Regions from separate parts of the Mus musculus genome. Here all the other regions are linked to region 2. The links are chromatin loops, found by intact Hi-C in ENCODE. Cell type or tissue: left cerebral cortex. All regions are shown on one strand. Region 1 overlaps LOC115490181 (a long non-coding RNA gene). Region 2 overlaps Clnk (cytokine-dependent hematopoietic cell linker). Region 3 has its middle 33 kb from the start of Gm46937. Region 4 has its middle 6.5 kb from the start of Clnk. Region 5 has its middle 68 kb from the start of Clnk. Region 6 has its middle 20 kb from the start of Gm46937.

The links. Hi-C counts contacts between places; a loop is a spot of excess contacts. Peaks named below come from ENCODE experiments on the same cell type or tissue, not always from the same donor. Only the 100,000 strongest peaks of a DNase experiment are listed, where the experiment ranks them.
Region 1: a loop joins it to region 2, with 3 times the contacts of the local background. A loop is called at or near these places in 2 of 42 quality-filtered maps.
Region 3: it touches region 2 in a loop (2.6-fold over the local background); 4 of 42 quality-filtered maps call a loop at or near these places.
Region 4: a loop joins it to region 2, with 2.9 times the contacts of the local background. A loop is called at or near these places in 3 of 42 quality-filtered maps.
Region 5: it touches region 2 in a loop (2.6-fold over the local background); 2 of 42 quality-filtered maps call a loop at or near these places.
Region 6: a loop joins it to region 2, with 3 times the contacts of the local background. A loop is called at or near these places in 4 of 42 quality-filtered maps.

Annotation. Positions count from the first base shown.
Region 1 is chr5:39,313,743-39,318,742 of GRCm38, forward strand. LOC115490181 (a long non-coding RNA gene) reads left to right here. Exons shown (of 4, transcript XR_003955907.1): 2 at 4,703-4,919. Among named protein-coding and RNA genes, the nearest start is that of Gm40292, 9.1 kb to the left of the region's middle. In left cerebral cortex, no CTCF peak of the experiment used is centred here; a DNase peak (open chromatin) is centred at 2,960.
Region 2 is chr5:38,785,540-38,790,539 of GRCm38, forward strand. The region is part of intron 3 of Clnk (cytokine-dependent hematopoietic cell linker); the gene reads right to left. Among named protein-coding and RNA genes, the nearest start is that of Gm22779, 88 kb to the left of the region's middle. In left cerebral cortex, a CTCF peak has its summit at 2,596; DNase peaks (open chromatin) are centred at 1,164, 1,509 and 2,621; H3K4me3 peaks cover 487 bases.
Region 3 is chr5:39,046,377-39,051,376 of GRCm38, forward strand. No RefSeq gene overlaps it. Among named protein-coding and RNA genes, the nearest start is that of Gm46937, 33 kb to the right of the region's middle. In left cerebral cortex, no CTCF peak of the experiment used is centred here; DNase peaks (open chromatin) are centred at 2,960 and 4,923.
Region 4 is chr5:38,880,710-38,885,709 of GRCm38, forward strand. No RefSeq gene overlaps it. Among named protein-coding and RNA genes, the nearest start is that of Clnk, 6.5 kb to the left of the region's middle. In left cerebral cortex, a CTCF peak has its summit at 2,296 (motif pointing left); DNase peaks (open chromatin) are centred at 7, 1,262, 1,488 and 2,153; H3K27ac peaks cover 1,589 bases.
Region 5 is chr5:38,942,462-38,947,461 of GRCm38, forward strand. No RefSeq gene overlaps it. Among named protein-coding and RNA genes, the nearest start is that of Clnk, 68 kb to the left of the region's middle. In left cerebral cortex, no CTCF peak of the experiment used is centred here; DNase peaks (open chromatin) are centred at 2,962, 3,677, 3,998, 4,350 and 1 more place; H3K27ac peaks cover 1,120 bases.
Region 6 is chr5:39,059,903-39,064,902 of GRCm38, forward strand. No RefSeq gene overlaps it. Among named protein-coding and RNA genes, the nearest start is that of Gm46937, 20 kb to the right of the region's middle. In left cerebral cortex, no CTCF peak of the experiment used is centred here; DNase peaks (open chromatin) are centred at 1,885 and 3,352; H3K27ac peaks cover 1,214 bases.

The DNA.
Region 1 (5,000 bases), 530 kb after region 2:
GTACAAGCTTGCAGTCCCACCAACAGTGGAGGAGTGTTCCTCTTTCTCCACATCCTCGCCAGCATCTGCTGTCACCTGAATTTTTGATCTTAGCCATTCTGACTGGTGTGAGGTAGAATCTCAGGGTGTTTTGATTTGCATTTCCCTGATGATTAAGGATGCTGAACATTTTTTCAGGTGCTTCTCAGCCATTTGGTATTCCTCAGGTGAGAATTCTTTGTTAAGCTCTGTACCCCATTTTTTAATGGGGTTACTTGATTTTTTGAGAACTCACATGATATGTACTCACTGATAAGTGGATATTAGTCCAGATACTTAGAATACTCAAGATATAAGATAACATTTGTGAAACTCTTGAAACTCAAGAAAAACGAAGACCAAAGTGTGGACACATTGCCCCTTCTTAGAATTGGGAACAAAACACCCATGGAAGGAGTTACAGAGACAATGTTTGGAGCTGAAACGAAAGGATGGACCATCTAGAGATTGCCATATCTGGGAATCCATCTGATAATCAGCCTCCAAACACTGACACCATTGCATACACTACCAAGATTTTGCTGAAAGGACCCTGATATAACTGTCTCTTGTGAGACCATGCCGGGGTCTAGCAAACACAGAAGTGGATGCTCACAGTCAGCTATTGGATGGGTCACAGGGCCCCCAATGGAGGGGCTAGAGAAAGTACCCAAGGAGCTAAAGGGATCTGCAACCCTATAGGTGGAGCAACAATATGATCTAACCAATACTCCCGGAGCTCGTGTCTCTAGCTGCATATGTATCAGAAGATGGCCTAGTCGGCCATCAGTGGAAAGAGAGGCCCATTGGTCGTGCAAAGTTTATATGCCTCAGTACAGGGGAATGCCAGGGCCAAGAAGTGGGAATGGGTGGGTAGAGGAGTGGGGTGGGAGGGTACAGGGGACTTTTGGGATAGCACTGGAAATATAAATGAAGAAAATACCTAATTAAAAAAATAAAAAATAAAAATCCAGTGACATAAAATAGTTTTATTTTTAATTGTTAAAATTGAAAGATAAAACATTCAACAAAATGTATATTCATACACTAGAATAATACTTTGTAATAAAATTGATCAATTGTTGACATGCTAGGAACCATATACAATGTAAATCACTTGAAAGTAAATATACGGGTGGAAGAAGATATGATAGAAGGACATACTGTGTGATTCTCTTTGTAAAATTCTAGGAAATACAAACTGATAGATCACAACAGAAAGCAGTATAGAGCCTGCCTGGAGATCTGAGCATGAATATTTTAGGGGGTGTATAGCAGGGAGTAATTTCAGGAAAGCAGAAAGAACCTTGAGTAGGATGCACCTTCATCATCCTTGCCAGGATAATGGGGTCCTAGGTTCAGTGCTTGCTGGAATGTGGATTTAAATTTCAATATGTGTAGCTTAACAAGAATCAATAATGCCTACATAAAGCCATTAACAACAGACAAAAATGGGGTCAAAGAAAAGCAGCAGTTTATGTCAGCCTTAGGAGCCCATGTAAAACTGGGGTTGTGTTTGGAGTAAGGAAGGGCTTCAGCATCTCTTAGGGACGTTTGCAGAATGTCATGAATTGAAACTGTCCCAAGTTCAGAGGTCATTGCCATCACTTTGCTTAGGTGATCCCATTGTGACTTTCCACTAACAGACATGTGGACTGAAAAAGAGCCTGGTAATGCCAGAGAGCCCTGATTCCCCAGAGTCTCGTGAAATAGTGCTTGGATCTGATTACAGCTGACTTGCTGCAAAACCCATTCAAGTTCCACAGCACAGAGCAGCCTGTCCTTGTGCTGTATTCCAGAGGGCAGGATGAGATTAACCACATTTAGCTAAAATACAAAACGGAGCACAGTGACCAGCATCCAAAGTATGTCAAAGAGTTGTGAGAGCTCAGCAGAGAAAAGGAAAGAAGCGTTCTCACCAAAAGAGATGAAATGAAAAGTGGGAAAGTTTCTCTAAGCACGACGTCCATTTCTGGGCCTTCTGGGATGGATAGAACAGGAGCAGGTTCAAGTGGAAGGCAATCACATTCCATGTGTAAGAAACTAAGTACAAAAATCTTTCAAAAATGGAAACACAATGATAATGTTCTTGGAAAATGCTACAGGATCAGTTCTTTTGAGAAGAGCCATCTAATTCTGTTACTATCGTAGGACACCCAAGACTGGATAAGATATAAAGAGTTTTATTGGCTCTTAATTCTGGGAAATCAAAGTAGTATGGCACTAGTGTCTGGCTTCATCTTAACAAGGCATCTAAGGGGACACACTTTGAAACCATATATAAGAAAATAGAAACAACTGGAGACAGCCCCACGGATTCTTCTTAACCCTCATCTATAGAAGCTAGCCCCATAGAAGTATCTGACTCATCCCTGCTAGAGGGAATGAATCCCCAGTAGAAGTAGGACTGTTATGAACCTGATGGCTTTCCACTAGCCACACCCTGTAAAAATCATCTATCTCTCTATAGTCTCGCACTGAGGACCAAGCTTCTTTGAGCATCAACTGCTGTCAGGTAGAACATGTCCAACATGTTCAAATACAGCAGACACATGTGGAAAATTACAAAGAGCAAAGCTGACTTGAAAGTTTCATTAGGGATTGCATAATTTTACATATTACGAAGGCCAAAGAACATGCATGTTTCCTGAAAGGTCAGCAGACTCAGAATGAATAAGCAATAATGATGTGTCCTTAGTTCTGGGATGTGAAAAAAACATCACTCTTTCAAATACCATACATGTGTAGAGAACTAATCCAGAATTTTTATATGGGTAAAGTAGTGCATTCATGGTGACTTGCTGAAGACAGTGTATTCCACATGTCCCCAAAATTGCCTCTGTCCTCCCTCTCCTGTGCTGCCAGCCACTTTCAGCTCAGGATCGTGTCTGCACTGAGATTGCTCTGCACGATTTTCCAACAAAGACTTAAAGATAGGAACACTCAGTGGAGGTGATTTTATCACAGCAAACAACACTTTGCAGGAAGCAGATTCCTGTCTGTAACTGTGGGCAGCAGTCAAAAGCAGCCCCCTGGATTGCTGCAATGGAGAAGCTCTTAGCATAAGGAGAAAACTTCAACCTGGAAACTGAAGACTGCACGGTGTAAGCTTGATGTCTGTCAGGGTCTTGAAGAAAAGAAGTGGCCTTTCAGTCACTAAACACACAGGTCTGGGCTCCTCTGCCAGCACTCATGTAACTGATGTTGTTCTGCAAATCTGTTCAAGCAGTGAACATCTGTTAAGCACTCACTGTGTGTCACACATGATGCAAAGGTAACTGGAATGAACAGTTGTCATTTTGTCTGTTGAGGGTGCCTTCTGTTCCTCCTTTTGATCAAACAATAATGTTCGTCCTTAGATATACCTTGGGCATCCCTACAGCCACTTGGATGAGAGGTTGGCTCATCCAGATTTGTCCCCAGTCTTATTCACCTGTCCTCTAAACTCAGTAGCTATTCCAAGTGTGGACTTGGAACCTGATCCCAGCTACCTAGAATAATCTTCTGCAGAAGCATTTGATTATGTGCGTGTGCATTTGTGTTGAGATATGTGCAGTGAAATGTAGTTATCCATGGGGTAAAGAAAAAGAGTGTGGGGTTCTCTGAAATTGGTGTTCCACTTGATTGTGAGCTACCCAACAAAGTGCTAGCTAGCATCTGAACTTGAGTCCTCTGGAGGAGCAGTAAAAGTGGTTTAAGTAAGGCTTAACTACTGAGCCATCCATCCAGCCTGAATGTTCTCTCATCTTTTTAATTATAAAATATCAGGATAAAATCTCGAGTCATTACACAATTATGACTAAATAAAAGTTCACTTGAATTGTGACTGTATAAAAGCTACTGTTGAGGAGTAGAACATGACTCAAGTGATATCAAGACCTGAACATGGGAATCTGGATGCAGCCTCACAGTCAAGCCAAGCATTTCTGTTCTGAGTGAGATGTGCAAAGTAGGTTGAAACCTACTTTGCAATGAATGCAGGTCAGATGGTATGCAGTGGTACCCAAATGTATCCAAGCTCTGTGTTGGGGAAAAAGCTCCAGAGATATGTATGGTGGGATCATTACATTGCAATGCCACAACTAGTCGGGTGGATGCATATGCAAATGTATAGAGTCAGTGCTATAAATTAATTGCAGTGGTAGACTACATACCTGGTTTCGCAGGAGGTCAATAATAGGACATAAAATTCTTTCTTTATATGGGCTTGCCAGAGCATGTTCCTCAAGAATAGTTTAGTGGTTTTGTTTCAAAGCAAAAGTAGGAGTGACAGTCCAGAGAGAAGAGGGTATAAATATGTGGTTTTAAGGTACTGGGTGGACTATTTGTATGGTTGCTGATGTTGGGAAGGAATACATGTGAAAGAAAAGGGCTTCCTAGTGACAGCGTTCTTGAACAGATGTTATCCCACCAGCAGGAAAATGCCAAGCTGGTCACTCAGTGAGTTTTACGGGGCTGTAGTGCATCTTAGGAACTGACTTGAAGGCACAAGAAAATTATGCAGGTCCAGTGAATCACAATCAGCAGCTATGTAGAGGGAGGGGGACTAGAAAGAACACCTCTGTGTCCATCAAGTCTGCGAAATACACTTTTTTTTTTTTTTTTTTTTACTGTCCATGAGACCCATTGACCTTGAATAATCTTAAACCATGCCCTTCTTGCTGTGCTATTTCTGTTATCTCAGGACAGTGTTCCAGGTACACATTTCTCCTGTAGAGGCTGCCAGTCACCCTATTTATTGCAGCAACTTCTTCCTACCTAGAAGAAAGCTTTCCTACAAGATTGGTGAGACCTCTCGGCTTTGCTGCTGGAGAGTTCTAAGACTGAAGTTGCTGAAGAACTGGAGCTGTTTCCTACGTCCTCCAAATCCCTAACACTCCAGGGCTCACCACCTGTTGATGGTCAGTGAATATTTACCCAACAGAACTGATGGGCTTGCCCTGGTCCCAAGGTATGAATGCCCAGAGTGAAAACTTCACACC
Region 2 (5,000 bases):
GCTTTTTGGGTGGGTTTCGGGCATGGAACTCAGGTGGTCAGGATAGCATCAGTGCTCTATGCACACATTAAGACACATAGGTGTTTAGATGTCTTCATGTGAGTGTGACACTCTATTCATTACGCAGTGTTATTGAAAAACACATTTGTTGGCCACTGTGGCCCTTTTGGAGAGGATTTAGGCTCTTGCTAATTATTGAGCATTGTAAACAAGATTGCAAAACCCGTCCTTTCTTGCATTGCAGTCTCATCTCTGCACATCTCGGCGGGCAGACAGTTATCCAGTCCAAAGAAAACACCAGAGTGGGGCATTCTCAGTCCCTGGTTGCACATTCCTCAGATGCTTTCTGGATGGCTTTGTATTGATTCATATTAACTTATGTTTTTACCCATTGAACATGAAGTGGCTGCCCGCTGTGTCTCACCACCACGATCCGTGTTCCAACCCCACTTTACCTATTTGACACTTGATCCTCATTGCTCCAATTTTGTTTCTGAGATGGCTACCACGTTTGAATAATTACACGCCTCTCCTCTTTGGTAAGTCACTTGGGCACATCTTTGTTCATTTTCTGATGCTAAGTTCTTGGCGTAGCCACAAACGTCACCCTTGGACAGCGTTCCCTTGGGTGTAACTTTTCCCTAGATTTGGCTTCTGGCCGGGAAAAACCCCAGGGCAATGGAAAGCTCCAAGGACTGCTGCTTCCGTGAGCTGACTTGTTTGCGCCTTTAATAACCGCTGGCCCTCTCTGCACACCTTTCCTCCGAGGCGCTCTAAGTGCGTCACAGCTGCAATTAATTGAGCATCGCAACACACATTGCGTGTAAATATTTATGAGGCCTATCTGTGGCTGGGATGTTGGGCACACAATAGTTAAGCAATGAAGCATTAGTAACCAGGAAACGGGAGCTTAGGAGTCCAGATGCTGCCTGTTCGGATACTGCCCCTTTCCTAACTTCATCTTCCAAATGACCTTGGGGAGCCGATGCCCTCCCAAACAAGCAACAGGGCACAGGGATGCACAAATAGCCCAATCCAGGCAGTCGCCGAGAGGCAAGGAAATTGCTTTAAGCTCTGCTGCTACTCCAGCCTGGCTGTCTCCCTACCCAAGCCTGTGGGATGTGCTGAGTCTCACGGGGGAGCCACGATGCATCTGCAGCCCAGAGCCCTGTGGTTAGCAGTTGGTGCCCTTTCAAGTACGCTGAGCTTCAGCAGAAACGAACAGTAAATTACCTAGTGGGACGAAAACTCTGTATGTGGAGCCTGCTAACACACTCCTGTCCACCCTAGATACATGACCTCTCCCCGCACCCCCACCGGAGATCATGGCGTCCAGATATGTAACTTATGACATGTGCAATATAGAAGGAGTTTCTACGACCGTGGCCAGTGAGTTCATTAGGAATGGAGCAAATATCCAAGGGACTGACTCCAGGCTGGGATTCTAAAGTGGGCCAGATGTAGGTAAGAACTTCTGTGCCAAAGGCAAAGTCTTCTGCAGGAACCAGGGAGGACTCTCAACACCCACTGCCTTCTGCCTTTGGCCTCCCCAGGATCTTAGAATGGAATGCTAGGCAGGAGAGTTGAGACCTGAGCCACGGTAGTGTTCTTTCTCTCCCTGGACTCTGGGATGAGGCCTTTTGGTACACAAGTGAACAAAAGATGACAAAAAAACATTGCTCATCTGTCTACCTGTCTGCCTGTCTGCCTGGGCACTGAGCAATCTTTTCAGCACAGGTTAGCACACTTACACTTATCTTCTCAATTTCTCTTTTCCCTCGAATGCATTTTTTTTAAGTTTAGATTTATGGATTGATCATTTAATAGATTTTTTTTGAGACAAGTTCTCTCTATGGTCCAGTTGGCCTTGCTTTGAACTCCCCATCTCCTGTTTCAGCCCCCCAAGTGCTGGGACTACAGATAGGTAACAGCCCAGTCCCCACTTTTCCTTTTGACTTCCAGAAAGCCATAGGTGTTACTACGCAGGTGCTGTGAAGAGCCTAGTGCTATCCAGCACTGCTGTTCTGATGACAGAGAAAGGAAGGGTGGCTGCCCGGGGGCAGGAGGAGGGTGGAGCATTTAAGGGTACAGTGTTTTGGTTTTTACAAGAAAATAGGTCTTAGGGGTAAGGTTTAGTAGCTGCAGCATGTGCATAATTAACAGAGCTGTGTGCACAGCTCGAATGTTTGAGAGCTGATCTCATGTTATGGGTTTTTATGTCATACCAAGTAATAGTTACACACAGAGATGGGAGAACATGTTTGGAGGCAGTAGATACCGGTTTCTGCCATAGGTTTTAAGCCAATGAGATCTCTTCCACTCAGCAGATGTAACTAAAACTTAACCCGCCTAGAGTGGCACAACAAACTACTGCCAGAGTCAGGTTTCCACCCCGAGTTTCATGTTATTCCCAAGCCTAGAGCAGCGACACAGCTTGCAGAAGGGCTGTGCATCTGGAAGCATCCTCCCCATTGCCAAGGCTGTCTGAAAGTGGCTGATCTGCTTCACTCTGGGTGGGGCTCCACAAGATAGTCGGGTATTCATATGTCATGTCCTCGGGGGATTCTGCACCCTAGTGGCTCTCTGTGCGTCAATGCAAGCATGTGAATTAGCAGAGGAAGTCTCAGCAAAACAGGGAAGGGGGCCGTTATTCCAGCTGAGCCTGATGCTATGATCCAGAGAGCTGGAAAAATGGGTTGGGGGTGGGGAGGCTGGCACTGTTGCCGGAGATAGAAGAAGAAGGAGGCTGGGCATTGTGGGTCTGTCTGGATGGAGTGTGGACATCATCCTGACACTAGCAGCTGCCGAGCTCTCTGGAAAGGCTCCCGTGTTAATGCTCTTTGCAGCCTGACAGCCGACGGTGACGAATGAAAGACGCTGCTAGCTGACTTTGTGGGGATTTGATATGCTCTGCCTGGGCTCCAGCGAGGGCAGCATGTTAGCAAGCTGCCCCTTGCCAGGGAATCACAAGATGTATTCTGGCTTCCTTTTGTCAACAGCATCAACAACATAACCATGTGCAAATGGACCACAGCTGGAAAGAGCACAAGACTGGCAGCATCCTCTGCCCTCATTCTCCAGCTATAGACTCCCCTTCACATCTGGGCCTGAAGGAAGCAGGTTTTTCCTTCCTCTGCACTTCCTGCGTGTGTGGCAGGTGTCATCACGGTGGCAGGCAACTTTGAAAACTATAGGATGATCAAGATTTGATCCTCACACGTCTGTGGTTTTCTGATATGAAAGCTTATTACAAATCAATTTTAAATCTGGAATTATTTTTAATTTTTAATTCTTTTAAATAATTGAATGCATTTAATGAGCTTTAATTTTTAAAGAATACTAAAACAAACACTCCCCTCCCCCACTTCTCCTGCAGCCTGGCGCACTGGATGTGAGGATACAGTGTACTCCTATCCATGGGAACACGGGTGTGCTCTCTGGGTCCCGTAGAGATGGGGCTGAGCCATGTCTCCAGGGTTGAACTCCTGGAGTAGAGACTAATAACTCATTGCTCCCTGGAATTTGGTAGCAAACCCTGAGGGAAGTGATTCATGTGATCTTACATCACCAGCCTTTTTTCATCACCCAAGCTTCCAAGCGCTACTGGTTCTAAGTCTACATCTTATTTAACCTCTCTTCGCAAAATTGGAAGGTTACTCTGGAATAAGATTCTGTAGCTTTTGAAAGACAGCTGATGTGGTTAGAAAGTACTAAACTCATTTTAAATATAAAGAGAAGTGAAAGAGAACACAATTTCTGAGTTCAGTCCTCCCCCCCTCCCCTTAATTTGAATGTCTGCATTGGGACGCACACAGACTGTCCTGAGGAACAGTGTCTTTGTCTCCACCCTCGGACTCTCATAGAACACTTGTGCCAGATGGTGAATTAGAGATGTTAGCAACTCCTTCAATTTGCAGGTGGGTGACGAGACGATTGATTCCCTCTGGAGCCAAAGGTGCTCCACACCCAGACTGGTGAACCCTGTTTAGAGGAGGAAGTTCTCACTGGAGAACTACGGGCCTAAGGTTTGGATACACACGGAATAGTCAGAGGGTGGAGAACCTGGAGGACTCAGCGGGCTGGTGTGACTGGAGGTGTACAGTGGAAAGTTTGGCGTGGCAAAGATGTGCAAAACTGTGTCTCAGTAAGGTAATCTAGGAACACACAGAGTGGTTGGAAATGGGCCAGCTGGGATGTCCAATGGTCTTGGGGGATGGGGGAAGAGCATAACGGTGGGTGCAAGTGCCTTTCTTATTTCTCAAGGGACCACAAAAATCTCCTGTATTTCCTGGATGTACACACCACCCTTGTTTGACTGAATTCAACCATACAACTGGAACAGAGCCCATCTTGAATTCTCAGACTAACTATAGTGGTCCCTAAGAGGAGATGGGCACCTCGTCTGGGGCCTAGAGCTTGGTCTGTAAGTACAGGCATATTGGTGAATGAGCAGGACTGAGTAAATGGGTGAGAGGATGCAAGCCATGCTCACATGCTCATGGGTACGAGGCATCCCATGAAGATGTAGGCTTGGAAATGCTTTGCAGCCACGTCCTATCACAACGAGGCTAATAGACTATCCAAACATAGTAGTAGTCTTCTACACCAATTCCCTCGGAGTGGGGAAGGTCTACATTTTCACAATAGTGGAGACTGGGGAGGGTCCCATGGTCCTTGGAAACTAGTGAAATTTAGTCAAGGTGAAATCGTATCAGCTTTCTATTTGATAAGTGAACAAATGGCCCTGCTGTTTTTTCAAACTTCCATGGTGAGTTTCTAGAATCTTCCTCTTTTGGACATACCAACTATACACATCTGTGGCTATTCTGATACACATATACTCTACACTATTGAAGTCCAGAATGCTTTTATTTGATTAATTCCTGTGAACACTGTTTGGGGAAAATGGCTTGAGAAGTCCTCACATATGGTACCACCCATATCTCCCTGAGCTTTCCCTTACCCCAGTAACCATCTGGATCACCTGTCTTCCAGCTCGT
Region 3 (5,000 bases), 260 kb after region 2:
CTGTATACCACATTCTGAGAAAGATATAGAGAAAGGAAGTTTATTTGGTTCACAGTTTGGTCCAAAGCAAAAGACTCTTACCTGGTGACCAGCCTCTTTGTAAAGTTCCAATGTGGTACAAAGAAAGGCATGGAGACAGGCCACATGCAAGAACCCAGGCAGAATGTTATAGCAGGACTACTTCAATATAACTCGTTACCCCATTAACCATATGACCATACATGTAGTCAGAAATCTTTTAAAGGTCTCACCTGCTCTCACCCCTTCATATCTCATGCTCAGCATTAACTTTCAATCTGAATTTCAAAGGAGAAACTTCCTTCAAACCAGCAGACCACCCGCTCTTAAACAGTGACTGAATTTTAGCCAGTTGCATTTATCATTCTTTTGATGTTAAAATTACAGTATCTTTGGCCATTGGAAAGCTGGTTCATGCCTACTCTGGTAGGCAGTTTAACAAAATGCACTATTATTGCCTTGGTTATTCTCTTGCTCTCTGATATTATACTGTATCCCAGTTTTAATTTCTTGTCCCAGAAATGCTTTTAGCTTTATTACCCTCCTTCCTTTATGCTTAAACTTTTAGCATTTAAAAAATTTAAATCCACTTGATTGGAGTATAATTTACATAATTAAAATGCACCTACTTAAATGGGTTTTGACAAATATATTCACATATCAGATGGCCACTGCAATCAAGATGGAATACCTACAAATTCTCAAAGTTCCCTGCCTCTCTCTAATCAAAGCCTACCAGCACCCCAGTCCTAGGCAGCTATTGATATATCTTTCTGAATAGAAACTCACATTTGGTTTTGCTTATAGAATTTCTTCAGAAAGAAAGAAAATAGGAAACCTCCTTCTCTTCCTAACAGTTTTTCTTCAGAACAAGGCTTTTGAGACTCCGCCTTACCATTTCTTATAGTAGAAGTTGGTTATTTCATGGAACCAGATAGCATTTTGTCCATTTAATGGACAAACTGTAATTATTAGTTCTTCTATTTAGTTGTTGGCTGACATGAAGGTTATTTTCAGTCTTGATTATACTCTAAATAAAGCTTCTCTAATAATCATATTCAAATATTTAAATAGGAAATTGTGTTAATTTTCATAAGGTAAATCCCCTTTGGGTCATCTTTCTGTTAATGAAATTAATGAAATAAATATTTGAGATAGATAATTGGTAAGATAAAAGGTATATTTTGGCTCACAGTTTTGAATGTTTCAGTACTTGATAAATCGACTGCCCTATTGGTTTGGGGCCTAAGGCAAGGTATTATGTCATGCTAACTGCACATAGCAGAGAAAGCTCTAGTTAGGGCTTTAGGGTAGAGAGAAACGGAATAGACCAGAACTTTTAAATTCCTATTCTAATAGTTACTTTTCTGTTGCTGTAGTAAATTACTATGAGCAAAAGGAACTTAAGAGAGGACGTATTTATTTGGGCTCATAGTTTCAGTGGTCGAGTCCATCATGGAAGGGAATGCAAAGCGGTGAGTGCCCAGAGCAGGAAGCTGCACTTTCACATCTTAATTACTAAAAGAAGAAGAGCAAATGAGTTAGACTCGGGGCTGAGCCTGCAGACACACAAAAGTCCATTTCACTCTCATACTTTCTTCAGAATGGTTCCAGTTCTCAAAGGTTCCACAGACTTCTCAATTAGCACCACCAACCAGGGACCAAGTGGTCAATCCTGCAAGCCTATGGGACACATTTCTCACACTACACCTGCCAAGAGCACACTCTAAACAACCGAATTCCTTCTCTCCAGTCTCAACCTTCTATATGTCCTGTTATCTTCTATATGTTCTGTCGACTTGCAGCAGCAGCAGCGTAGACTGGGATCCAAGTCTGTAATCCATGGGCCCTTGCTGTAAATTCAAATGCCAATATTCCACTCCTATGTACATCTTATGGTGCAAAATTTATTCTGTCACTCTTCAAGAGTCTTCCAAGTCCTAGTGATCCAGGATTTTACAAAATCCAAGTCCAAAATTTCCCAGGTGACTCAGAGCAAGCTCAGATTTGTTTTCTATGGAAAACAAATTAAGAAAGTCATTAAAGAAATTGAAAGGAATCTTAAGTATACAATCAGCAACTAAAGAAATTACAAATATTAACTATTGTTTAAGACATGGTAGACAGAGCAGCCTTCCCAGTCCTTGGGAAATGAGTACACACATGGATAGGAAGGCCTGGACCAAAGCAGAACCAGACAACAAACATTTGATTCAATTTGCCATGTCTTGCACTTAGAACATGTATGGTTGTAATATGACCTTAAAGTTCTTGGGAATCTCTGATCTTAAAGCTTTTTGAACAGCAACTTTCATGGCTGCCCTTTTGGGATGGTGCTATTAACTTCTTGCTGTCCCGTTTGGCAGACACTTTATGTCACTTACATATCAAAATGCTGGTTTGGCTTCCCACTTTTTAAATCAAATACCCTGTTACATTGTGCTAATTTTTAGAGTTATTCTGCATCCTATAGCTTATAGCCCCACATTCCCCAACATCTGTTTTTATGGCTATAGCTCCCCCTTTGCCTTTAAACCCTCCTGCCTCCCTCTGGTAATCCTTTAAAGTACTCTGGACCAACATGAACAATCTAGGATGTCTTCCTACCTCTGACTCTTTAATCCAATCACACCGGCAAACATTTCTCTTAGGAAAAGGCTGTGTATTTGGAGCATTAAGGATGTTAGCACCCTTGTCTATCAGTCACACTTATGATTCAGGTGTGGTTGGTATTGAAATTCCAAGCATGACCATTGGGAAGGTAAGGCTGCTGAAGATTTCCACACTTTATTGATCGGGATGGCTCAGAAGTCTATGGGTGCAAGTATCTGTGGGACCTACTGGGATCTGGAAAATTAACAGCTTTGCTTCTGCCTGGCAGGGAAGAATCCTCTTAGAGATGAAAACAACTCTCTCATGGGCTTATTTAACAACTGGAAGCTGGTGTGAACACCTACCCACACTTCCTCACAAATGCTGATTTTGTGTGTGTGTGTTTAAAGAGTTTAAATTTAAAGATTAAATAACTACACTCTGGAAACAACTCTAGAACTCTGTAGAGCTGCTAAGATATATCCTTTTGCCACGTGTAACCAGTAACCAATGAACATTGGGATAACTGGAACACTGAGCTTTTGGGCTGGAGCTTGTCAGTGCACATCACAGACAAGGATCTCACTGCTGAACTCTACTCGCAGCAGCACACTCCTTTTTATGTACAAATGAACACCCACAGAGTGCACAGAACCTGTTTGTATCTTTTTTCAATCAACCTCTTATTAAATATAATTTAGGATGCAATCATGAATTAGTGTGAGATTCCTATAATAAAAGCATAATATTCTATTTGCTACCTTGGCCTCAAATTCATGAACTTCCCTAGAAACTTTGAAGTTAAAGTATGAGAAGGAAACATATTGGATTAAAATATGATAGTGTTTTTATTGTAACAATGTTTTTCATGGCTGGTTATTAAAATAAAATATACATGCAAATATTTGCCTTCTGACTGATATAAAGAATAAGTTATTGCCTTGGTCTAGTGGAAGACTGGTTATCATGTGACTAATTTTGCAGATGTTTGACATTTGATATCACTATGCTGTGGCTGCATCTTCCCCAAGGCATAGGGCTTTTGTCTGCAATATTGACATGGACTCACAAATTCTGTTGTATGTTTTAGCACTAGGATGGAAAGAAAGAAAATGAAAAGTGGCCATGCTTTCCTCTGGTGACTAAACTTAGAATTGTTCTTATGACTGAGTTACATCCTTCTGGTGAATTTTTTCTCCCACATGATCCAAGCATCTTACTGATAAGGCTGTGAGACACAGCCTTCAGCTTGGACTACTCCCAGATAATGTACCAATGCAGCAAGCCTAGGGCCAATGACATCATGATAATATGATAACGTTATCATGAATTGTTATCAGATATAACATCCTGTTATCATGTATTCTCATTTCTGCAAAGTCACATGACCTACATTGTAGCTCTCAAGTCACTATCTAGTTAAGTCTAGGTTAGACTAGGTTGGATATTCTTTTATAGTCTCTTAGGAATCCTTGCACTTTATTTCATATCATGTAAAGTTACTTGGATTAGATGCTTGGCTGGGTAAATATTTAGTTCACATCTATCCTTGATAGTAGAGCAAGGAAACAAACTGAAAGCAACTAACAGATGTAAATCTCAGAATCCTAGAAAGGTTGCTTAGTAAGTGCTACTTTTACTTGCGCCTCCAATGAGTGGAGCAGGGAGGAAGCTGGTCCTGGAATGTCAGACTTTGTGGCATCAAGCCTGAGTGATTCAGCGAATAGCTGAGCCACCAACAATTGTGATGCTACAGAAAGTAATTATTGCCTAACTGATTTGTACAGTGGTTACTTTACTGGAAAATGAGTTGATTGCCGTCTCTTTTGAAACAAGTTTATAAGATAAAGAAGAGATAAACAAGAATGGCAATGGGAGCTCTGATATAAATGTGGAACTTGGATCTGAACACAATTGACTAAGCATGTCCTTGTCCTTGAATGGCACAGTAGAGCCAAGGTGGGGGTGGGTGGGGGGGTGGGGCGGGGGGCTGAGGAATGTTCTACATCTTGGTAACCTTGATCAGATAGAATGTGCCAGCATGTGTTTCCTAGGAAGGTATTTTGTTTGTGATTTGTGTGACTTGCTTGCCTCTCATGTCCTCTGGAGGTGTGACTGCAGACTCCATCCCAGGCTGTGGTGGATGTCCTGTTCTTAACTGAAATCTTCCTTTTCCCAGAAGATGCCCAGAAAGGACAGATTTGCTTTCTTTCTGTCTTATCCTTCTCATGTTTTCATAACACTTTTATCAGTTTCTTAAGGAATTCTCAACAAAGTGCCCCCAAACTGGGTCACATGCTGTCATCATTTACTCTTTCTCCTCCTCCTCTTCCTCTTCTATTTAGAGAAGAGGATCTCACTTGAGGGATTTTGCAGATCTGATTGGCTTA
Region 4 (5,000 bases), 95 kb after region 2:
TCTGAGACACCACTGGATACTTTCTTACAAAGGTTAAGTAGTTACCAGGAGAAAAGCTCAAATTTGAATGGGCCTGATCTCTTGGAGAACACTGTGTATCTTAAGAATCTTAAGGTGTTTCCAGTTGCTGGCTCAGCTGCCCTGGCTAGCCATCCCACGGAAAAAGAAGAAATGGTACATGGATATGAGGACTCCTCGCAGGAGCTTACAGTCCCAGCAAAGGGCAGTTCAGAGCACAACACAATTTCTGACATGTATTTTTCTAGAATGGCTGTATTACACCCATGTTTAAGTCCTTTGGAGCTGCCAGGGGAAGAGGTGATAAGTAAGGGCAGACAGAGAACGTCCCTAAAATCTTTGCCTCACACCATGTTCACAAGTCCACTATTGAAGTTATAGCAAGCTTCTCCAGAAAGGTCTCATGGGTTAAGTGTCAACACTTCAGTTGAGTCAATAATTGCTCTTGGCACTTCACATAGGTTCATGCTATAATAAAACAGTAAGTCTAGCTGGGCAGTGATGGCACATGCCTTTAATCCTAGCACTTGGGAGGCAGAGGCAGGTGGATTTCTGAGTTTGAGGCCAGCCTGGTCTACAGAGTGAGTTCCAGGACAGCCAGGGCTACACAGAGAAACCCTGTCTCAAAAAAAAAAAAAAAAAAAAAACCAAAACAACAACAACAAAAACCAAAAACAGAAACAACGCCCCCCCCCCCCAAAAAAAACAAACCAAAAACCAAAACCCAGTATGTCTAGATGGATACCACTGTTATTTCTGGTACACATTTGAAGAAGCAGATTCAAATGTTGCAAGTTCTCCTAAGATGAGTGAGTGATTCATTTACCTCCAAGGCCCCCATTGTGAGGACTGGAGGCTAAAGGCACTTCTGTCCTGCTACACGGCATGGGAAAGGCATGTGGCTTGACCTTGGGAAATGCCAGTAGCACACAAACACAAAATAGACACAGCACAGTGCCATGACAGAGTGAAAGAGGATAAAATGAGAGGTTGGTCAGGACATGGGCACTGGCAGATTTACCCAAGATAACTTAAGCTTCAATCTATGCAGAGGGAGCATGTGAACTGAGTGAGATCTGACTGCAGAAAAGGAGCTAACCAGAGATTACTCCAGATGGAAGAGATCGCTAAGCAGAGGGAACACCAGAAGAGGTCCCCAATTTTTGAGTTTAAGCATGACTGATTACAAAATCCTGGCTGGTGGCTGTCTTACTTACCACCCCAGATGCTATTACAGTAAACCACTCAGCAGCTGCTGAACTGAACTGATTATAGCTTAAAATTGTTGTTTTTCATTCATGAGACTACAGAGCTCTATCGTGGTAAATGACCTCACAGTGCACTGGAGAAAGCTAAGGCAGAGGTCAGACCCAAGCATTTTAACCCAAACCTGCTCTTGGCATGCCTCTTAATGCTACATGGTAACGACACCCAGAGCTAGCCATTTTTCTTGAGCAGAGCCTTGTTTAGACAAATCTGGCTAGGGATGTGACATCATCCACAAGAAAAAGAAAATCTGCTATGGGTTGTTTGCCAAACATTTTTCCCTGAGGTTAAAAACACTGTAGTATTTTTAAACTATGCAAGCAAAAATCACTCCCCCACCCCACCCCCCCTGCACACAAGGACCCAGTTCTTGCCAAGATTGCTAAATTGGCAGGGCAAAGGGCCCCACACCATCTGTCCTCACATTGGCTGAATTCAGGTCTTGAAGGAAGAGTTGGATTAAGAAAAAGAAAAATAGCATGGAATATGGCTGAGGAATCCCATGATAGACTCTCAGGGTGAGCACTCACGGTGAACAGGCTGCAGGTAGCCTGAAGACAGACTCAGAATAGAGAAGGAGAGGAAGGAGGCTGAGGTGAATACCTATGGTGGACCTGGCTCTGTGGTGTTATGGAGGGATAGGACTGCTCACCTCTCTCCTTCATTCTCTGTCTTTCTGTCTGTCTGTCTGTCTGTCTGTCTGTCTGTCTGTCTGTCTGTCTCTCGCTTTCTGTATAAAGGAGAAGGAAATCTTGGATACTTCCCTGTCTTTAAGGAAGTCAGGAACATTATACTGGTATGAATAGCACAGTCACATTTTCAAAGCTCTTGCCTACACCATGCATTGCTTCATTTGCATTTGAGGCTACACACCCCCATCCTCATTATAACATGGCTCAGTGGTTAAGAGCACTGACTGCTCTTCCAAAGGTCCTGAGTTTAATTCCCAGCAACCACATGGTGGCTCACAACCATCTGTAATGGAATCTGATGCCCTCTTCTGGTGTGTCTGAAGACAGCTACAGGGTACTCCTATAAATAAAATCAATAAATCTTTAGAAAATAAAAAGACATTTGAGATTTAAAGATACTCATTAAAGAATCTCATCGGGACCCTGGAGCTGGTGGAACACTGAGCAAGGATGGGCTCTCATATCCAATCTTCAGAACACTTGTCCCAGACCTGGCTTTTTTCGGTCTTTGAACAGAAGAAACAAAGGCACTGTGCAGTGAAGCATCAGCACTGAATTCTCGTCAGCAGACAGGCTGAGACCTGATCCCAAGTCTCCAGGTTTTATATGGATCCTAGTAAGGTAAACACTCTCTAATTCTAGGGTCTCTTAGGGAGCAGTAGGGGCATGGCTCCTTAGCTAATGGTCTTCTGTACATGCCAGTGCAGCCATTGTAAAATTAGTGTGGACATTAAAACTAAAGAGTCAAATGGCTGGGGCTGAAGAGCTGGCTCAGCAGGGAAAAATACCTGCTGCCTTTTTGCAGAGGATGTGGGTTCAGTTCCTAGCACCCATATATTGCTTTACAACTGTCTGTAAGTTCAGGTTCACGGGATCTGATGCTTCTGGCCTCTGTGGACACCCGGACTAGCACAGTTCTCGTGCATATGTGCAGGCACTAACAATGAAATGAAAACATCTTAAGAAAGGCCCAGTGCTGGGTGTGGGAAGCACTTTCAGAGTTGGCGTTGGTCAGTAAGGTCCCATAACACCCCTTCCTCCATGCACTATTGCTCTTGCTCTTGGTTACCTTCTTGGACTTGAGGGTAAGTCCCTATTGCTAAGGACCACATACATGAGTTAGAGCATGGCGAAATTTATAAGCTCCATCCCTATAGGTTAGCTTTCATAATGCTGAAAAGTTCTATCATACTACTGGGGAAGAAGGTTCTCTATGGCCTTTGTATCAGCTCTGGCCTCCAGGTTCCAGCCCTGCTTTAATTCCTGTTCTGATTTCTTCCGGTGATGGATTGTAATTTCAAAGTGTGAACCCAATAATAGATCCTTTTTCCCTCAACTTGATTTTTGGTCATGATACTTTGTCACAGCAATAAAACCTAACTAAGATAAAGTGGTGTCAGATTTGGGCATTGCTACGATATATATGCATGACTGTGCTTTTGTTTGGAGGGATGTTGATTTTGGAGTTTTGAATTAGGAAAGCAATGGAATGGTTTAAGCATAGCAAGAACATGGAATTACAGTCTTGTGAAGATTATTTGAAGTGCTGGGGGCTTGGCTCAAAGGTTTCAGAGAAGAATTTTAGTATGTTGCCTAGAGATCATTCTTGTGATATTTTGGTGAAGAATGTGGCTGCTTTTTGCCTTTGTCTGAAGAGTCTGGCCGAGGCTCTAAAGTGAAGAGTTTTAGATTAATTATGTTGACAAAGGAAATCTCAAACAAAGCCTAGCATAGACTGTACTGTGGTTTAGTCTTATGAAGAGCATTTTGATCAAGCCTAGCAAGCTTAGAAAGGAAAAATACAAAATGTATTCTTTAAGGATTGAAGGGACACCAGGAAGTGAAATGGATTAAATAATCTCATTAAGGATATTAAATAGGATTAAGGGGGTGGTAGCCTTGGGGCAAGATGCTACCCAGCTAAGCTTATTGTTTATGCAGTGACAGTTGTAAGAAGTTATACCATGTTAGGCATTATTATGGCCTGGTTAATGTTTTCATTTGGACATAAGGAGATATGGTTGTGTGTCAAATTGACAAGGGATGATTTTTGACGATTATTCACAGTCATCAACTTGACTATATCTGGAGTGAGCTACAATGTAGAACTGATAAAGATCTTGTGAAAAGGAATTAAGGAAAAGCTTAGGTCCAGGCATTGTGGTATATGTCTTTAATCCCAGCACTCAGGTATGCAGATTTCTGAGTTCAAGGTCAGTCTACAGACCAAGTTCCAGGACAGCCAAGCTTAGGTAGTAAAGGAAATCACTGAAAGCAGAAAGTTGGTGACGATATTCTAGAACAAAAGGTCCATGTTCCAGGTACAGCAAATAGCAGAACTCAGCAGCTTTGGCCATATGGGTCTGGCTTTAGAGTAAAGAATAGAAGGGGTTACTATGGCAATCGTTGCTAGTTAGCTGGAGCTAAGAAATTAATGGTGATTAAGATGAGGCCAGTATCATTGAGGCAAAATCTTCTGGGAAGTATTTTCTGAGAGCACAAAGAAGCTGTGGTCCAGAGATAGATATCCTGCTGGCAGCCAGACTTGGTAATATGTAAGAATCATACAGATAGTACTGGTTTTGAAGGTGTGAAGGAGTCATGGAGAGTAGCTGAGGTTTGACACTGTGTGAGATCAAGAGAGGCCATTGGTGATGGTGCAGCCCAGGACTGAAGGTGTCATGCAAAGAAGTTGAGGCTTGGCACCATGAACAGAGTCTATGAGAGGCTGTTGGTGAAGCCTTTGAGCTTTCCTATGCTCAAGCTCTGCCCAGTGTGGAGTAGCCTCCTCCTGGATGCCCTGAGAACAAGATATAGTACTGTTGGCTTCTCTAGCATTATGTCTGTCTGCAGGCTGTCATGCTTCCTGCTATGCTGATAATGATAATGCTGATAATACCTCTGAAACTGTAAGCCAGCCTTAATCAAATGTTTGCCTTTATAAGAGCTGCCTTGGTCATGGTGTCTCTTCACAGTGATAAAATCCTAAGATAATGTCCATCAACAAATGAGTGAATGATGAAA
Region 5 (5,000 bases), 160 kb after region 2:
GGAAGTTTAATACAAGAGTTTAAAATAAGAATAGAGATAGTCAGGCAGTTAGTTTTATACATAGTTATCGATTAATGTAGATGGTAACTTGGTGGAGAACTATGGCTGATAGGGTGAATATAAAGAAGGACAGAAGTAGATGTATTCAGAAGTAAACACTAGAGACTGAGCTGAGAGGCAGAATTATGCAGTAATTTAAGGCCAGCGTAGATGTCCTATTTTAACCCTTTCCCATTTTTCAAATGATCGTTTAATTTAATTTCTCAAACAATCATAGTGGTGTCCATCTTAAGTCCCAGTTAGGGTTTGTCTCTCTAGTTTCTAATTGAAAAGGTAGATACCTAAAATTTTGTTATTGTTCAATTTAATATGATCTTAACTTTGTAAGTTGTTTGGGGATAGTATGAGAAAATCAAATGTGTCAATTTCCTTTGGTAATAGATGTTTGAAATGTAGATAGGTGGCCAGAGCACCATCAACTATAACAAGCAAGGAAACAGATGATGTATATTGGTGGGTAAAACCTTAAGTCACAATAGGCTTAAAAGGAGATGCTGTTTTCTGGCTTTTGTGTCTTTCATGCTAAAAATCATGTCAATAAGTAGAAAACATTGCCTTATGTGGTGGTTTAAATAAAAATAGCCTCCACAGACTCATAAGGTGTGTCAAGATTGAAGGTATGACCTTGTTGGAGTGGCTGTAACCTTGTAAAAGGAACTGAGTCACTTGGTGCAGGTTTTGAGATTTCAGAAGCTCAAGCAAGGCCTAAGGGCCCACTGTCTCTTCCTGCTGCCTATATATCCAGATGTAGCACTCTCATCTTTTCCAGTACCACACCAGCCTGCATGCCATCATGCTTTCTGCCATGATGATAATGGACTGAATCTTGAACTGAAAGCCAGCCTCAATTGAATTTTTTCCTTTATGAGAATTGTCATGATCATGGCATCTAATCACAGCAATAATACCCTAAGACACTGTGACAGAGATGCCTGGCACTCTTGTTAGACTTCACTGCTATGTGGTGGATGTAAACAATGTGTTTTGTATGTCTTACATCTTTAGGGACTAGAGTAGGCTTCCTTGTAGTGAAGCTGCTCTAACTCTTGAGGCTGGGTACAGTTACTTGCCCAAAAGGAAGTTCTGTTTTCTTAAGTAAATGGGAGATTTTCCACAGGGCACTAAAACAGAAAACCAGGCTGCCTTTCCCAGTAGCTGCATTGATGATTAGATATGGGCTTCAGAGATAGGCAGTGAAGCATTCTGTAAGGTTGGAGAGGGCTACGTGAGCTTGGTGTGGCTTGAATCCAGCAGTTTCAGGACCTGAGAAAACTGAAGAGTGAAGGATGAATACTGAATCTACCAAGCTTGCTTGAGACTTTAGAAGTTGATAAGGATAATATAAAGGGAATCATATATTTAAAATATTTGTCTGTACCTGAAATGTCTGAATTTGAACTTGTATGTATTATTATTTATACCTATTATCCAACATCACCAAGAGCAGACTCGATTATGCAAGACCTACATTATCTTCCTGTATTTCAATTAACTTGCTGTCTATCCTCTTTCTCTCCCAGCATATAAATAGAAGTCTTCACTCCAGGTATTATGTGGATATTAGTACATCCATTTCAGAAAGTTACTAGGAAGTTTTCATAATCTTTGATTTAAGCAACTTAGATGCAAATATTAGGTGTGAGCTGATATATAAAGTTAAAGATAAGAATATTAATTAGACAAAGATCAGATGTCATTCTTGACTGTAACCATGATTAAATGGTCCATCTTTTCCATCCTTTCCTGGTCTCACGTGCTGTAGTTGTGAAATGAAGATCCACCTCATGTTCAAATTCTTCCAGAGATACAATGAGATAATTCAAGAAAAGCATTCCTCAGTATGCCTACATACTTCCAGGACTCTGAAGGCTGTCTGCTTGCATCAACATAAAATTTTCTGCAAAGTTCTTCATCTGCTCATGTCTGCAATGGTGGTCATGTCCCAGATAGCTTGCTATTTTCCTGACCCCCTGCAATTGGTATAGTCAAAAATACTTTAAAAATGTATACATCACCTCTTCCACACTATTCATAGAATAAAAAGACATTTGGCATAGGGAATGCATATATCATATGCCATGTTTGATGTGTTCTCCTCCAATCTTTTATTACCACAGGTGCCGAGGTTTGGTTTGCCAGTTTAGCAACTATGGCTGATTCCTTTTCTTTAGCTTCTGTAACATCCAAGTCCAAGAGACAATTCTTCTCACATATACATATCAGGCCATCTCTCATCATCTCCCTTTTACAAGTAGCGTTTGACTGGAGGATTATTTAAAAGACAGAGGACCCCTGCATTGCCCGTGTATCAGATACCATGCAGGAAAATGTACAGGAGTCCTGAGCAGAGGAATGTAGGATGCCAGGCTGTGGTTCCTATGAATTCATAGACCCTGTTTAGGTCACATCCAGGGCTTCATACCTTCACTTGTTTTACTTCTGTCATAAACATGTCCTTTTTGTCCATATTTCTAGCAGGAACGCTTTATCTCATGGATTTGGGGGTTTTCTGTTGCCTCTTCCTCCAACTTCCTGCCTAGATTTCTCAGTACTGCCATGGTTCCTTTCTTGGGTTATCTGGTGAAATGCCACTTTCCCAGTCCATTTCCTGGAGGCCTTAAATAAATAGCAACATCCATTTTACCCCTTTCTATCTCATTAGGTTGTTTTAAAATTCTTATCAGACAGATCTTATTGCAAATCTGACTCAGTATGAAAGGCTCACAAGAGCAGGCTGCTTGTCATATTTGATCTTGGCTGTTCAGAAAAGCACATCAGCTATTGCTCACTACCACCCCATCAGGATGCCTGAAGTCCCTGTCTCTAAAGTGTCATTCAGGCTTAGAACTGCTTATTGTTGGTTTTAGCTCAGGCTCAGCTCTTGGCAGTTAACTCAACTCTACTATTGCTTTGCTTCCATAAATGACTATTCCAGCCTAAAGTTCTCCTATGATGCTGGAAGAGTGACAACTTCTATCTATGGATTACTCTGTAGCCTTTTGGGTGCAGGCTAGGCTAGGCATATATTCCACTATCCATAAAGGGTTTCAAGGTTCCCCCCCCAAACCAAGCTGTGTGATACTCCATCCCTTATGTCAAACAGCATAATAATTAGTACAACTTCCACACACCTTTACATGTACTTTAAGTCATATCTAATAATTTAATATGGAGGCTATGAAATAACCATTGTACTTTATTGTTTAAGCAATAATTGGAAAAACATTTGTATTTTCTTTTAACTGCTTTTCATCCAAGATTTGTTGGATTTAACATGATGGAATCCAAGGCTGCATTCAGCAAACTGTGCTGGGTCACACGTACAGATGCTGGTATTAGACAACTCAGATATAAGTATCACCTTGGTTACATGCCCTTGAACCAGTTGCTTAGCTCACTTTTGTGGAAGAAGACAACACAGGTGCTGACAAGTGGACTTATTTCATGGAAATGGGTTACTCTCATCCAAGCACCATTCCTGGCATATGCAAGGCTTGGTCAATGGCTGTGCTTCTTCTGTTTGTCACCGAAATTACATCCCTGGGCAGATCCAAAGCTTTGTTCTCTGCATGGCCCACAACATCTGCCAGAGCTTCCCACTCAGCAGGTGCTCAAATACTCTGTTGATTTCTGGTAGAATTATTTCCCACAAGAAATGTCACAAGAGATGCTTTGGAAAAGCACACCGAGGCAGTTCTATTTGTAAAGCTGTCTGAGGACCAAGAGGGCAGAGCAGAGACTCAAAGGGAAGTTTCTCGAAGACTCCTTTGGGAAACATTTTCTCAATATCTAGTTTGAGCTAACCACCTCACTCTGAGCTCAAGGGATGCATCAGAAGTTCCTTTTAGTATGGCCTGTGGGGAGACAGATATGCAAACCAGCGGCTGGGCCAAAGCAAGGAGGGCTGAAAGGCAGGCAGTGCATGTGTGTCTCTGTCATCTGTGGAGGGGAGTGTCCTGGACAATTATAGCTTCAGGATTAGTCAGTGGCCCCTATTTCTGTTTCTGCGTGCTGTACCAGTGATTCTGAAAATGAGAATGGTGTTAAAATTGAAAATGGAATTAGGTCCCCTGGGAACAAGAGCAGAAGTGGTTTGGGGAGAAAAATATCCAAACTGTAAAACAAGAAGCAGAGATTGAACCACAGTTGTTGATTTCTTCATGCACAATCTGAAAAACCGTTCCAAAGACTTAGTGTTTGTTTACTTGTGGTTCCAGCTTGCTAATTAATAAAAGCACTCCATTCCTCCACAGACTCTGATGAAAGGAAAAAAGATAGCATAACGCTGCACGGCCTTTCAGAGGAGCGAATATTCTGGCTTCCAGGTCCTCAGCCAGAGCATTTATTCTCACCTGTCTGTCCCCGCCTGTCACTCAGATCCCCATCTCTTTTGCAATGGGCTTCAAATAAGAATATCAAATTAAGATGATTTTTCTGATTAAAATAAGCTTAAAATGCCAACCTTACTAACAATTTTAGGAGACAAAAGATAAAGCGAGGCATTCTGAAAATGCACTTGTTTTACAAGTGAGCTCTAGGATTCAGCTAATAGTCCTACACACATGGCTGTGTTCTTACTGAAAGCTTAAACTGACACAAGACCATTATATAAAAATGGGTTCTATTTCGATATACTAGCAATGAAACACCAAGAAAACTAAGAAGATAGCTCCATTCACCACAGCAGTAACAATAATAAAAATATTAAGAATACATTTAGTAAGAGTGCCAGGCTGGTAACTGGAACACTGCTGAGAGAAATCAGGAATGAAGGAGGGCAAGAGACTAGAACAAGGCAAAGGAGTACGAGGGATAAACAGCATGATGGGAGAAGTAGGGCAGGGCAGGGAGGTCTAAAGGGGTTTGGGGAGGAGGATCAACCAAATGAAATGTGTTCAAAAATACTACACAGAAACCGGTTAGTAACCAATTATTATACT
Region 6 (5,000 bases), 270 kb after region 2:
TTAAGTGTCAGAGTTCTCTTAACTCACTCAGCAGGTAAATGACATCAGTCACATACACTTCAATTTTTTTTTAATTATCTGTGACAAAACATGCCTAAAAATTAATGTTCTATTCTAACCAGCTCAAGTGTACATTTGAATATAAGTCATGTTTATACATTTGCATATTAAGCTTGTTCACGTTGTTATATACCCAACCTCTAGAAATGTTACATAATTGAAATTCTGTACTCAGTAAATAACTCCCTATTTCATTCTCTATCCCACAACTCCTACCTGTCACTATATTTTGTATTTCTGTGAATTTAATTGCATTTGATAACTTGTGCAGGTAGAGTATTACAATATTTGAGTTTGGTTGGCTTGTTTGCTGACTGGCTGATTTCATGTGGGGTGATGAAATGGCCCTCCACATGAAAGAATTTCTTTCCTTTTAAAAGATAAGTACTACTCTGCTGTGTTATGGTTTAAAATGTCCCATGCGTTTTCCAAGGGTAAATGTGTGGTGTTTGAAGGGCTATTCAGAGTGGTGTCCTTGGAAGGGCTGTAGGTTTACAAGGAAGAAGAGCCTTGTGGGAGGTCCTGTGGTTATTGAGGGAATGCCCTAGAATTGCAGTGCTTAGGACAGGGCTAAGGTTGATTTGTCTCTGCCCAGTTCTCCTGTGCTCCTGGTTCAACATGTAATCCCTCACTCCCTGGATCCTTAGCAACCCTGACCATGGTATTCTGCCATCAATTGCTATAGCCAGTGTCAGGGCCAAGCCCTTGAACCTCAAAATCTTGAGCTAAACCTTCTTCCTCCTAGTAGCCTTGGTGTTTCGTTACTGTGATAAGTGACTAATTCACACCACAGATATGTACATCACCTGAGTGCCAACAGCTCCTGGCTCCCGTCTTCCTGATAGAGGAATAGGGCAGAATCTGGCTTTCAAGTAGGAAAGCTACCCTTGAGCTGTGCAGGGCATCACTGTTGGACAGTGCAGCCCAGATAGAGTGGATTTGCTTCTGTCTGACCTGACTTGGTCCCCAGCACCAACTGAGGTTAAGGAGGCTTTGAGCAAGTTTGCTACATCTTTTTAGGAGGATTGAAGGCAGCTGTTAGAAAACCATCAATCTGTTCAAGGTGAGTGAGGTAATTCCAAATTACTGAGAATCTCCTGCTGCCTTCCTAGACACTTCTGTGAGGCTCACCAGGCATTCATTGCCATAGAGCCAGATGTGCTAGAAAGCCAGTGATCAACCAATATTGCATTTGTTTTGCCATTTGCCCCCAGATATTAGAAAGAAACTATAGAAGTTAAAAAGGGTTTGAGGGTATGAATAGGTCCCAGTTATTAAGGACTGCTCAATAAAGATTTTCAGTTGGAAGAAAAGCAGAACAAAAAGATTGACCCAAGCAATCATGGCAATGCTCAGGGAGATTGATAAATGAGATTCCAGAGAGAGAAGTCAGAATCACCAGAAAGGCTAGAGAAGGACCAAGTGCTTATTGTAAACAAACAGACATTGGAAAAATAAACTCTTGATTTGGAAAAGGGAAAGATTCCCTGTCCTTCCTTGGATAAGGATTAGTGAGGAGGGTGCTCCATTCCTCTGTATCCCAGGAACCCAGGGTACATTTAAGGTAGGGAGCAAATCTGTTAAATTCCTGCTCCATGCCAGCCTGCCCCTACTATCCTGTAATTGGGAGAACCTAGGCATTGGGACCTTGGAAGAGGCCAGTGGCCTACCTCCTCAAAAGACATGATCCTATTTCTGCCAGTTAGCCAGCTTCTTTCCCACAGTTGAGGCTACAGCTCTGTTAGTGGAAGAACATGACCAGCTGACTTAGGGCCAGGAAATATTCCTAACCAGCTTACACTCTGTAGACAGGCAGAGTCCAGTGCAAAATGTCAGAGAAGCTGGCTGAACAGTGCTCACATGCTAGTGCCTTGTAGTAAGTAGAACTTCTGAACTATGAAATAGGGTGTTTGGCAAAAGAAATATACTGGTAAAATTCTGAGGGCTTGTCTTCATGTGTGAAGTGTCTACATGAAACTCTTACTAAACTTAAAATTGTGTTTATAACCATCCTTTCTTACTATCAGAATTTAAATACGCAATTTTATTCCTTAATCTAATGTGTTTATAATATAAAATAACTGTGCATTTGCAAAAACACATTCTGAACATGAGTCGTAGGTTGTTTCTATATGTAAGTATTTTCTCCTCGTTGACTCGCATTGATATTCTCCAACAGGCACCAGTTGATACACAGAAGTCCCTGGTTTTCAATGTAGTCTTACTTGTTTGTCTCCCTTCCTTAGTTCACACAGTTCACACTTGTATAAAGACCTTCTGCATGTTTCAAGGCTATGGGAACATTGTCTAGTGTTATTTTCTAGAAGACGGGCTCCAGACTTTCTGCATCCCTGTGGGTGGGGACTGAGTTTCATCCTCTTTCCATGTGCACCCAGAATCACCTGGGAGACACCCCCTCCCATGTTCTTCAGTGGCTCCACTCATCAAAGCCATGCATGTCCGCTTCTATTCTGATTCTGTTTTAGTTTTTGTACTACTACCCTCTTTCTTATATGCTCTCTTTGTGCCTCGCCTCTTGCTTTCTGTTAGAATTGCTTCCTCCAGTTTTGTTCTTTGTGAAGGTGCATGCGTCCTGTATGAAGAATGAATATTCAACCCATGTAATCCACAGCAAAGAACACCCTTTTGCCACATACTTAGAAATGTAACACTCACTCACTTACTCGCTCACTCAATGCTGCCCCTCTCATGTCCTCAGCTTCCCAGAAGCATCTTTGTAGTCATGTCCCCAATTTAGAGGGTCACCTACCTTCTCCTTCTGTTGTACATAACTGTCCTCTGAGCAAAGCAGTCACTGTCTTCATTAGCATTTTCTTGGTTGGTATTGATATAGGAGGGCTTAGTCCATCCTGGGCAGTGCTATCCTCCAGCAAGTGGCCTTCGGTTATATAAGAAAGGTAGCTGAGTCAACACTCCTCTATGATTTTTGCTTCAGTTCTTGCCTTGACTTTCTTCAATAAGAGACTGTAATGAGGAGAGGGTAGACACTGTTTGCAGCTCCACAGGGAGGAACTCTTGCTGCACTTTTTTGCTTGGCCTGGTTTGCAAGATGTGTTTAGATCTTTTCCTGCTGTAGACCTTGTGTTACTGATTATTTTTTCCCCTCTGGATTCAAAACTTACATTTGGATTATTCTTCATGAATTTTGTATCAGCCTTTGGAGAATGAGTGTCTGGTAAGTTTAGGGTCCTGCTATGAACCCAAATGTGTTTATCTGGGGGAGATAGTGTGGGAGGCATGGTGTCTCGGGTGTTCTTTCAGAGTAAAACATATCTTGAAGAATCCCGGAGTGGCAAGCACCCAGGCAAGGCTATTCCTGGTTTCTCGTTGGTGTATTCTCTTCCTACATGTGGTTATTTTAGTGGATGGTGAAGTTTTATTTTAATCTCTCTGTGTTGTAGTCTTCTTCTCACACATAAAAGGGTGTATGTAGTCTTGGATTTCAACAGTGGAAATAGCTACAGTATACAAACAGCATAATAAAAATAGCCAATGCTGCAATTTAAAATTTTTCTTTTGTTTGCTCTGCCACCTTGACCTGTTGCAGGCTGGCGCTGACTCTCAGTGAAGGACAGTTCATTAAAGCTTTGTTCTTTCCAATGGAGGCATCCACTGGATCAGACCATCTGGCTCTCTATTCTGTGTTGCCTTGATATCTTCTATAAGAAGGACAATTTTCTTCATGGATGCTGCATTTTGACCCCAGGCTCCTTCTGTTCTATCACTGCTATTAAAGAGTCTTGCCTATAACTATGGTTTTTGTTAAACTAACGTGGTACCTGTTTAGGAGGGATGAAGGAATGAAGGTAGTGCCTGATAGATGGGGTCATACCATGTTTTTCTCTTATTGTTCCTGGACTGTGAAGGGAAAAAATCGTGAAAAAAAAACAAACAAACCATTCTCTTATCAAATGGGGACAATGTGCATGTGGGAGAAGGAGCCTATAGAAGAACAAGGAGCAAGCACGCTGGGCAGAGGTTTTTCAAGTTCGTTAAGAAACATGCTCCACTATGTTCATAGCAGCCTTATTTATAATAGCCAGAAGCTGGAAAGAACCAAGATGCCCCTCGACAGAGGAATGGATACAAAAAAATGTGGTACATTTACACAATGGAGTACTACTCAGCTATTAAAAAGAATGAATTTATGAAATTCCTAGGCAAATGGTTGGACCTGGAGGGCATTATCCTGAGTGAGGTAACCCAATCACAAAAGAACTCAAATGATTTGTTCTCACTGATAAGTGGATATTAGCCCAGAAACTTAGAATACCCAAGATATAAGTTACAATTTACAAAACACATGAAACTCAAGAACGAAGACCAAAGTGTGGACAGTTTGCCCCTTCTTAGAATTGGGAACAAAACACCCATGGAAGGAGTTACAGAGACAAAGTTTGGAGCTGAGACAAAAGGATGGATCATCTAGAGACTGCCATATCCAGGGATCCATCCCATAATCAGCCTCCAAACGCTGACACCATTGCATACACTAGCAAGATTTTGCTGAAAGGACCCTGATATAGCTGTCTCTCTTGTGAGACTATGCCGGAGCCTAGAAAACACAGAAGTGGATGCTCACAATCAGCTATTGGATGGATCACAGGGCCCCCAATGGAGGAGCTAGAGAAAGTATCCAAGGAGCTAAAGGGATCTGCAACCCTGTAGGTGGAACAACATTATGAACTAACCAATACCCCTGAGCTCTTGACTCTAGCTGCATATGTATCAAAAAGATGGCCTAGTCGGCCATCACTGGAAAGAGAGGCCCATTGGACTTGCAAACTTTATAGGCCCCAGTACAGGGGAATGCCAGGGCCAAAAAGTAGGAGTGGGTGGGTAGGGGAGTGGGGGGGGGGTATGGGGGACTTTTGGGATAGCATTGGAAATGTAAATGAGGAAAATACCTAATAAAAAAA